2 separate regions of the Homo sapiens genome follow, and region 2 is linked to region 1. The links are chromatin loops, found by intact Hi-C in ENCODE. Cell type or tissue: gastrocnemius medialis. All regions are shown on one strand. Links, peaks and the distances in the headings refer to the core of each region. The heading gives the core; the rest is flanking DNA.

Region 1 (5,380 bases), core at 300-5,299:
AAATATAATGTTATAAGTTCTGGAGATCTGTTCTACAGAATGATGACTACAGTTAATAATAATGTATACTTGAAAATTGCTAAGAGAGATTTTTTGCTTTTATTATTATTTTTAATTGACACAAGAATTGTACATATTTTTGGGGTACAGTATAATATTTTTATACAATGTGCAATGATCCAATCAGGGTAATTAGCATCTCCACCACCTCAAACATTTATCTTTTCTTTGTTCTGGGAGCATTCAAAATGCACTCTTCTAGCTATTTGAAAATATATAATAAATTGTCATAAATTATCATCACCCTATAATGCTAAAGAACACTAGAACTACTCCTCCTATTTAGCTGTTTTGTTTTTTTTTCCAGTCCGGGTCTCACTCTGCCCCCCAGGCTAAAGTGCAGTGGTGCAATCACAACTCACTGTAGCCTTGACCTCTCGGGCCCAAGTGATCCTCCCACCTCAGCCTCCAGAGTAGCTGGGACCGCAGGCATGCACCAACATGCCTGGTTAATTTTTTAAATTTTTTAAAGAGATGGGGTCTCCCTATGTTGCACAGGCTGGTCTCAAACTCCTGAGTTCAAGTGATCCTCCCACCTCAGTCTCCTAAAGTGCTAGGATTATAGGTGTGAGCCACCAAACTCAGCCATGTACTCATGTATCTGTTAACCTGTTAGCCAACCTTTGGCTACCCCCTCCCCCTTACCCTTCCTCGCCTCTAGTAAACACTATTCTAAGCCAATAGATCTTAAATATTCTTACCACAATAATAATAATAATAATAAAAGTATGTGAAGTGATGAAAATGTTAATTAACTTGATTTAATCATTTCATAATGTATGCATATATCAAAACATCACATTGAACACTGTAAATATACACAATTTTTATCAATTATACTTTAATAAAGATGGAGGAAGAATTGAATATAACATTAAAACAAAAAACAATTGCAGGCCGAGCGCAGTGGCTCACGCCTGTAATCCCAACACTTTGGGAGGCCGAGGCGGGCGGATCACCTGAGGTCAGGAGTTCAAGACCAGCCTAGCCAACATGGTGAAACCCCATCTCTATGAAAAATGCAAAAATTATCTGGGTGTGGTGGCGCACGTCTGTAATCCTAGCTACTCCGGAGGCTGAGGCAGGAGAATTTGCAGTAAGCCGAGTTTGCGCCACTGCACTCTAACTGGGCAACAGAGTGAGACTCTGTTTAAACACACACACACACACACACACACACACACACACACACAACCATCAACAACAACAACAAAAATTGCAAAACCTAAAGAAAGTCTTTAATCTAGTCCAGACCAGCCTTTTACAGATGAGGTCACTGAAGTGCAAAGAGGTGAACTGACTTGTCTAATCTTACACAGCAAGTCGCCGGCAGAACTTGACCTGAAATCCAAAGCCAAGCATTTTCTATTACCTCCAGGCTTTTCAGTCCAGCCCTCCCGGGGGCTCTGCTTTGGGGATTGGTATTGGTGACAAAGGGAATAGACTGGAACATGCATAGAGCTCTCCATTTAGATTGACATTTTCACACTGTGCCAGGTCGTCGGCAAGAAACAGTGCAAGCTCCAAGATTGCTCGCCCCGACCCTTTTCCTCCTCCCCAACCTCTCTCATAACCAACTTCAGCTAAAAGGTCTGAGAAGAAAAGGGAATCTTAGATGACTCTCACTAGGGTGTAAATGACTCCCACCATGATTTTTATTTTATTGAGTCATAACTCCAAAAGCAGTTTGATAGATAGGATGTCAGGCAGTAGGATGAAGACAGATGGGGAAACTGCCTAGGCTCATGAAGAAGGTGAAGGCACTGAGGCCCTGAGTAATTTCATAAAGAACACCTTAGAAAATGTCCAGCACCGTGGTTTCTTACCTTCACTTAGCACTCACAAGGCCCCACATTCTGACAGATTTTGTTTATCAGACAAATTGCACTCAGTCGGGCTTTTTTCATTTTCCTCAGAGAGTTCTCAGGTTGCACAGAATTGAGATAATCTCCCTGCCTCACCGTCTCCCCCACGAAGACACTCCATGTTTTTGTTTGCAATACAGTCTTTTATGGATCAATGTAAGATTTTCATGGTGTTCTTTGCATTTTGCAAGTATTGCTCAAACTGGAGACCCAAAAAGAGCACTACCTTTAGAGTCAAAGACCCCTAGGTTCCAATTTCAGCTGAGATACTGTGAGCACATCACTAGCCCACTCTGATCCTATATCCCGGTTGTATAATCACCTATTTCCCATCAATTGCGAGGCTGGAGATAAAAGTGCCTACTCTGCCCAGTACACAATAGGAGCTCAGTAAACTTAAGTTCTCTTGCTTACCCACTATCCTAATGTATTAGGGGAAAGACAGAGATGTGGGGAATGGCACCTGGGAGGTTCCAGCTGTATGCTTCACAATGCTACCAATGAAAATTCTGAATTAGGCTTCAGTTTCCTCTCTACAAAATGAGACAGGACAGGAGTGGGTAGGAAGAGGAAGAGCTTGGCTTTGTTGGTTTAAGCTGGGCCCGTCTGATTCCGTAACGCAGGCTTCACTGCGGGGTCCAGCCCATTCCCCACCCAGGGCTTCGGGTGCTCTGAATGTCTTTTGGTCAACTCCAAGGCTGCCCAGGATCAGGGTGGGGAGGCAGGGTGGTGGGTAGTGGGGTAGAGAGAAGCAGTTCCCCCACATAACCTGCAGGTGGCACCAGAGCAACGTGGGAGCCGAGGGTTCCGCTGTAGCCTTCCTGGAGACTCACCCAGGCAGGGCGAGGTAGGGCGAGGCAGAGGTGGTGCACACCGTTCAGCTGGGCAGCGGCCTGAGCGCGCCTGCGGATCAGTCCACACCGTTTGAAATCGACACATGGGTCTTCTGGCTAATTTGCTCTCTTTGGCAGGGTGATCATATGATTTATCATCCAAATCCGGACATTCGGAGAGTGCAAGGGGCACTGTTATAATTGCACCGGGACAGCAGACATAACCTTACGTGTACTTTGCAAACCAGAACATATGGTCACCCCACCCTCTGGTCACTTCTTCTTCCTTGTTTCCATTCTTTCTTTTATTTTTTTTTTCTTTTAAAACACACAGCATTCTTTTCCCCGAGCACCATTGTCTTTGAAAATGCCTTTGCCGGCCGGGCGCGGTGGGTCACGCCTGTAATCCCAGCACTTTGGGAGGCCGAGGCAGGTGGATCACGAGGTCAGGAGTTCAAGACCAGCCTGGCCAAGACGGTGAAACCCCGTCTCTACTAAAAATACAAAAAATTAGCTGGGCATGGTGGTGGGCGCCTGTAATCCCAGCTACTCGGGAGGCTGAGGCAGGGAATTGCTTGAACCCAGGAGGCAAAGGTTGCAGTGAGCCAAGATCGCGCCACTGCACTCCAGCCTGGGCAACAGAGCAAAACTCCGTCTCAAAAAAAAGAAAAAAAGAAAAAAGCCTTTACCTTCGGGATATTTTCGACCATGCAACATCTACTTTTGCATCTTGAGTCTGAACAGTCTCTCTGAAGCCATCCCAAAGGCTGGTTTTAGCTTCCAGACAGAAGACTCTGTTCGCTGGCTTACCATCTCCATGACGCAAGAATTAAAGATGTCTGACGTGGAACAGTGACCCTTCTCTCAACTTTGGTGCCCCTTTGCTAAATTTATTCCTGTAATTTTGTTCTGAGTGCTCATGTCCTTTATCTCTTTTAATTTACGTATATTAGTTTATTGAATTGCAAGTAGACAAGCCCCATTAAGCAAGATTCTTATATTTCCAAGACCATCCCATTACTCCATTCAACCCCGAATTAGCGTGCCATTTATCCCCTTGTTTCTGAACCCTCTTCACTTAATAGTCTCATAAACATCCATCCATTGCAAAAAGGACTCAAACTATTCTCGCTTCCATTTTTAGTTGATTCATTGCTATCCAAGTAATAATTTGTCTGGGGGAGTCATTAGTAGAGAATTGTGCCCTTAAATTTATTTTTATAGTTGGATTCTGCTAGTTAATATCTCTCTCTCTCTCTGTCATTCTCACATTACAACAAATGACTATGTCTTAACCTAAAATCTAGGTTAGAAATTTGATCTTATCTGAATAAGATATTAATAGATAATATGAGATTTTTTTAATTTACTGAAACTTTTCTCAGCTAAAAATGATCGTCACAAATATGTATGTAAGCAATTGGAAAATTGGGATGTAAATATATCAACTCTTAAAATATCATGTTTGGAGACAGGATTTTCCTTTTTTTTTTTCTTTTTTAATAAAGTAAATTTGCTATGGTTGGAATGCTTGTGTGTCCTCCAAAATTCATGTTGAAACTCACACCCCAGTGTGATAGTATTAAGAAGTGGAGTCTTTTTTTTTTTTTTTTGAGATGGAGTCTTGCTCTGTTTACAGGCTGCTGGAGTGCAGTGGCATGATTTCGACTCACTGCAACCTCTGCCTCCCGGGTTCAAGCAATTCCCCTGCCTCAGCCTCCCGAGTAGCTGGGACTACAGGTGTGCCATGCCCAGCTGATTTTTTGTATTTTAGTAGAGACGGGGTTTCACCATGTTGGCCAGGATGGTCTCAATCTCCTGACCTCATGATCTGCCCGCCTTGGCCTCCCAAAGTGTTGGGATTACAGGTAGCGTCTTTAGGAGATAATTAAGTCGTGAGGGAAGAGCCCCCTCATGAATGGGATAGTGACCTTATGAAAGGGCTTGAGGGAGCTGCCTAGCTCGGTTTCCTTCTTTTGCTTTTCTGTCCTTTCCACCATGTTGGGACACAGCATTCCTCATCTCTGGAAGACTCAGCATTTAAAGTGCCATCTTGGAAGCAGAGAGCAGCCCTCACTAGACTACAAATTTGCTGGCACCTTGATCTTGGACTTCCCACCCACCAGAACTGTGAGAAATAAATTTTTGTCCTTTACACATTACCCAGTCTCAGATATTTTGTTATAGCAGCACGAATGGACTAAGACAGTATCTTACATACAGTGAGATGCATATACCTTAAATTACAACTCCATACTATTTACATATGTGCACATTCATGTGACCACCACTCAGCTCAAGATACAGAATGCTTCCATCACCACAGAGGGCTCCCTCTTGCCCCTTCTCAGTTGCTGTCCTCCTCAAAGTTAACCACAATCCTGACGTCTGTCACCCTGGGTTAATTATGAATATAAATGGATTCATACAGTATGTGCATGTTTGTGGCTGACTTCTTTCATTCAACACAATCCTATGAGATTTAGCCATGTTTTGGGTATTGGTAGTTGTTTATTTTTCTGGTTGTGTAGTTTTCCATATTTCATTTATTATCCTTCTTTCTTTTTTTTTTTTTTTTTTTGAGACAGAGTCTCGCTCTGTCACCCAGGCTGGAATGCAGCG
Region 2 (5,380 bases), core at 109-5,108, 140 kb after region 1:
TTCTCTTAAGAAAAGACCCTTTCTGTGCCCATGCCAGGGGTCCCCTGGTGATGGGAGGCAGTAGAGGTTGCTGATCAGTGGCCATGGAGGACCAGGTGACCAAAAGCTGGGAGGCAAGAAGGCAGTAGGGTGCAGGACTGAGGCTCCAATCCTGGTGCACGTTCCATTGTCCCGCTGGACTTCGCTTACAAAACACAAATTCAAGGTTGGGCATGGTGGCTTGCGCCTATAGTCCCATCCACTTGGGAGGCTGAGGCTGGAGGATCACTTGTGCCCAGGAGGTGCAGGCTGCAGTGAGCCATGGGTGCAACACTGTTCTCCAGCCTGAGTAACAGACCATGACCTTGGCTTCAAAACAAACCAACAAACAAAACATAAAGTCAAAGATCAAATTAGTAAGATTTTAAATGAATAATTAATTAAACCCCAAGTGCTAGGGGAATGTGAAAACTTCCAAATGCTGGGACTTTCTGAACATGTGGGGCCCTGAGTGACTATCCCGGTTACTCAAGCTGGCCCTGCCCAGAGCTGTTAACTGGTATGTTCTACAGGGATGGTATCTCTCTTCCTACCTTGCAGCTATGCTGTGAAGAGTAAGAGGAAGTATTCTGAAAAGTGCAAGGTCTTATACTGAGGTAAGACACTCTATTGTTTTGTTTTGAGACAGAGTCTAGCTCTGTCACCCAGGCTGTTGTGCAGTGGCTGGATCTTGGCTCACTGCAACCTCCGCCTCCCGGGGTTCTAGCGATTCTCCTGCCTCAGCCTCCTGAGTAGCTGGGACTACAGGCATGCGCCACCAAACTTAGCTAATTTTTGTATTTTTAGTAGAGATGGGGTTTCACTATGTTGGCCAGGCTGGTCTTGAACTCCTGACCTCAGGTAATCTGCCTGCCTCAGCCTCCCAAAGTGCTGGGATTACAGGCATGAGTCACTGTGCCCGGCCCACTCTATTGCTTAAGTCTGATTTTTTTACATCTGGATCAAGTTGGTTTACCAGAAATCACATGCATGTGTTTGGTGTTCTGTGCCCCATAGTGTAGAGTCAATTTCCCAATTCTATGGGAACAGATTATCTTAGAGGCCATAACATGTTCTTTTATAAAGGAGCCACATAGCGGACTGCAGAAGAGCTCCAGGATCAGCTTGGCCCACTAGTCTCCATGATCCTCTTAGTATTACAGGAAAACTCCCTGAAGAGTTTTAGAACATTTTCTTGGAAGTTTGTTGGTCTTGGTGGGTGGGGGCGAGGTGGCAGTGGTTTAACGTAGTGTTACTTAAATCTGGATTGAATCCAGAGCTACTGCTTCCTAGCTGGGAGGCCTTGTGCAAGTTGTGTGAATAAGCCTTTCTTCATTTACAATAAAATAAGTGTGATGTTAATGATACCTTCTTTAAAGTTTTCTTGTACAAAGCAACAGAGGATTCTTTACATTGTCAGGTATGCAGTAGGTGCTCAGTAAGCATTAGCTGTTACTATTTTTAGCTTGGAGAGGCGCAAGCAAAGACTTTCAGAGTAAAAGATAGTTTGTGCTGGTCGCTTATTTGGTGAGTATTATTCCCACCGCCCAAAGTCAAGGAGAGGCCAAGTCTAGCTGGCTGCTAGAGACTCAAGTCTTTGGATTTATCCCATGCACTTGAAATTGTCCATTCCAAGGTCTATGTGGAGGGAGAGGAGAAAAAAAAACAAAAAACAAACAAAGAAAAAAAACCCAGAAACAATAACCCAAGCATCATAACTCAATTGAAATCTTCACTTTTTCTATTGTCACAGAAAGGCACAGAAGCAACACTGCAAATATCACAAATCTCCAGCACCGTATGCTGTTACTCTGAGCTGGATTTTTTGTTCTTTTGTTTGCATAGATTATTCTGCTTTTAATCTTCAAAATCTGCGCATGAAAGGGGACTGCACAGAATTTTTTTTTTCTTTTTGAGATGGAATCTCATTCTGTCTGTCACTCAGGCTGGTGTGTGCAGTGGCAAGATATAGGCTCACGGCAACCTCTGCCTCCCTGGTTCCAGCGATTCTCCTGCCTCAGCCTCCTAAGTAGCTGGGATTACAGGCATGGGTCACCACACCTGGCTAATTTTTTTTTTTTTTTTTTTTTTTTTTTTTTTTTTTTTTTTTTTTGAGACGGAGTCTTGCTCTGTCGCCCAGGCTGGAGTGCAGTGGCGTGATCTCGGCTCACTGCAAGCTCCGCCTCCCAGGTTCACGCCATTCTCCTGACGCCTGGCTAATTTTTGTATTTATAGTAGAGGCGGGATTACACCATATTGGCCAGGCTGGTCTCGAACTCCTGACCTCAGTGATCCACCTGCCTCAGCCTCCCAAAGCCCTGGAATTACAGGCGTGAGCCACCTCACCTGACCTGCATAGAAATTTGATAATCATGGTTTAGGAGGAGCTGCTTCTTGGTTAGATCATAGGCCAGGATCATATTTTTGCATGCTGGACTCTCACAGAATTCTCCTGCACCTGCTTCGGGATTAAATGTTGCTGATTCTAGAACTACTTTTGAGAAAATAGTCACAACAGTTCACCAACCACCAAAGAAAATACTGCACCAAGTGGCCGGGCGCCATGGCTCACGCCTGTAATTCCAGAACTTTGGGAAGCCGAGGCAGGTGGATCTTCTGAGATCAGGAGTTTGAGACCAGCCTGGCCAACATGGTGAAACCCTATCTCTAATAAAAATACAAAAATTAACCAAGTGTGGTGGTGCGCACCTGTAATCCCAGCTACTCAGGAGGCTGAGACAGGAGAATCGCTTGAACCCAGGAGGCGGAAGTTGCAATGAACCGAGATCGCGCCACTACACATTCCAACCCGGGTGACAGAGCGAGACTTCATCTCAAAAAAGAAAAAAAAAGAAAAAAATCCAATGGTGTTTCATTAATTAGAAATGAGTGACAGAAACCAGAGCCGAGTCTCCGTCTTGACAAATGTGTGCTGCCATCTAGTGACAAACTGTAAAAATGCAGGCACGCTGTTGCACCATTCATGTCTCCATGGCCAACACAACCCTGGGAAGGAAAAGGTCTAAGGTGCCCCCTCAGCCACAGCCACGCAGAACGTGTGCTGAAGTTCATAGAATCGGAAGCCCCTGGAGAAGTCGTGTGGAACGCTCCTCTGTATCATGGCCTGACCACGTTAGCCCACCCCTGCGGATGAGCATCTGTGACAGCATTACCTGGACGTGTTCGTCTGTTTTGTGTTCATACTGTACCCCTAAAAGGTGGACTCTTGACTGATGGGCTTCTGTTCTGAGTTGGGTTAAAGATGTGATTATTAACCTTGAATATCCCAGTTCTCCACCAAAAACTTGTTTTGGGAAGAGAGAATACATATGGGAAGATATCAGAGTGGGAAACCAAAATCAACTTTTATCCACCCCATCCTTTTTTTTTATTTCTTTATTTTTTTGAGACAGGGTCTCACTCTATCTCACAGGCTCGAGTGCAGTGGCGCCATCATGGCTCACTGCAGCCTTGACCTTCTGGGCTCAAGCAATACTCCTGCCTTGGCTTCCCAAAGTGCTGGCATTACAGGCGTGAGCCAGTGTTCCCAGCCTATTTCCTTATTTTTAATGCACGATATAAAGAAAACGAATTAACCCCCAAAGCCCAACTCTGCTCCACATGGTGGGGAAATTTGCCTACTCCTTGGATTTTGAGTTTAAGATGTCCTTATGTGGTTTTTACTCATTTCATTATTCATTAACTTAGTCAACAGATGCATTCCCCAAACACTGGGTATAGGACGGAGAACGGGATCCACATAGTTCTTGCTCACATGGAGTTTTTAAAACAGATCTGTTTTCTGGATGGGCACAGTGGCTCTCACTTTGGGAGGCTGAGGCGGGCGGATCACCTGAGGTCAGGAGTTCGGGACCAGCCTGGCCAACATGGTGAAACCCCGTCTCTACTAAAAATACAAAAATTAGCTGGGGCGTGGTGGTGGACTCCTGTAATCCCAGCTACTCAGGAGGCTGAGGCAGGAGAATTGCTTGAACCCGGGGGGCAGAGGCTGCAGTGAGCGGAGATGGCACCATTGCATTCCAGCCTGGGTAACAAGAGAGAAACTCTGTCTCAAAATAAATAAATAAATAAATAAATATATAAATAAATAAATAAATCTGTTTTTCAAAGGGTGGGTTGTGAAATCAAGGCATTAAAAATATGAAATAATACAGAAGCATGGGCTTACACAGGGAGATGGGGAAATAGCAAAAGCATAATGGTTAATCCCAGGAAGGTGAAGCCAGTAAAAAGTAACAATGAAATACACTTACTTTTGGCAAGATGAATGGATTTAGGAGAAAACTCCACCGTTCGGAGTCACACGCGAAGGCTGGAGCTCAGATGGGTGAGTAGAGGCAAAGCTCATTGGTAGGGGTGATGGGATTGTTTGCAGAGAGACCTAGGGGTCGAAGCAGAGTGAATTCTTTATTCTTGGTCCTGTTGGCTGAGCCACTGATTTGAGACAGTTATGGGAAATGTGGATGTTGCAGACATGCCCTGAATTTAGTTATTTGTATTATTTAATAAGCTTTTGGAAAGTTAATCCTCCAAAACTTTTGGATTTCCTATTTTCTCTATGAAATATGCTTATATTTGTTCTGTTTATTTGTAGCTGTTTCTTTTTTCTTTTTTTAGGACCTTGTGGTGCAACGGTATATAGCAGTTTCTTTAAGCACAGTCTCATGCCTTTCTTCTTTTGCTGTCCTTTGGCATATTTAATTTTCCTTTTCCCCAATAAACCCTATTCCTTATCCACAACTATGTGGTGCTGTGGAATTCATTCTGGAAGGTGGTAATGTATTTTGCACGACAACAGCTAATGAGGCAAACAATTCTTCGAGTATATAAATCAGGAGAATGAGAAACTGTGGCCTGCGTCATTGATGACTTCTGAGGAAGAAAAAGTAAATAATGAGCTTGGAAGGCTCATCTCTGCCAAGTCAGGGACAGTATGTGGTGCATCTTTGGGGCATGAATGCCTAACCTGGGGCAAGCTGCAAAGCAGGTGTTCAGATCCAGTTGTTAAGTGAAGATTATTAAAAGACCATGTGACCTAACAAACAAAAGGATGTGGGTAGTTAGAGTGGAACAGCCTGTTTCAGCCGTTCCTGGCTGGGTAACCTTTGGCAAGTAATTAATCTTTCTAAACTTCAATTGTCTTATCTATGGAATGAAGCTAATGGTCTTACAGCATTGTTGGAGGGATCAGAAATAATACTGGAAGCACCTGGAGTATGTTAGATACTCCATCAAATGGTATCAGTTACTGTGTGACATTTACAGATTTGCAATATCTTTTTATTGCTATTGGTTGGGAGTAACTATAAAGATTCATTCATATGATCAGCTAAGCTTTCAC

The links. A loop is a pair of places that touch in the nucleus more often than their neighbours do. Peaks named below come from ENCODE experiments on the same cell type or tissue, not always from the same donor. Only the 100,000 strongest peaks of a DNase experiment are listed, where the experiment ranks them.
Region 2: a loop joins it to region 1, with 17 times the contacts of the local background. A loop is called at or near these places in 85 of 110 quality-filtered maps.

Annotation. Positions count from the first base shown.
Region 1 is chr10:30,389,980-30,395,359 of GRCh38, forward strand. No RefSeq gene overlaps it. Among named protein-coding and RNA genes, the nearest start is that of MIR7162, 24 kb to the left of the region's middle. In gastrocnemius medialis, for the core only: a CTCF peak has its summit at 2,695 (motif pointing right); a DNase peak (open chromatin) is centred at 2,732.
Region 2 is chr10:30,531,762-30,537,141 of GRCh38, forward strand. The region is part of intron 1 of LOC105376478 (a long non-coding RNA gene); the gene reads left to right. Among named protein-coding and RNA genes, the nearest start is that of LYZL2, 95 kb to the right of the region's middle. In gastrocnemius medialis, for the core only: a CTCF peak has its summit at 2,964 (motif pointing left); a DNase peak (open chromatin) is centred at 2,980; H3K27ac peaks cover 390 bases.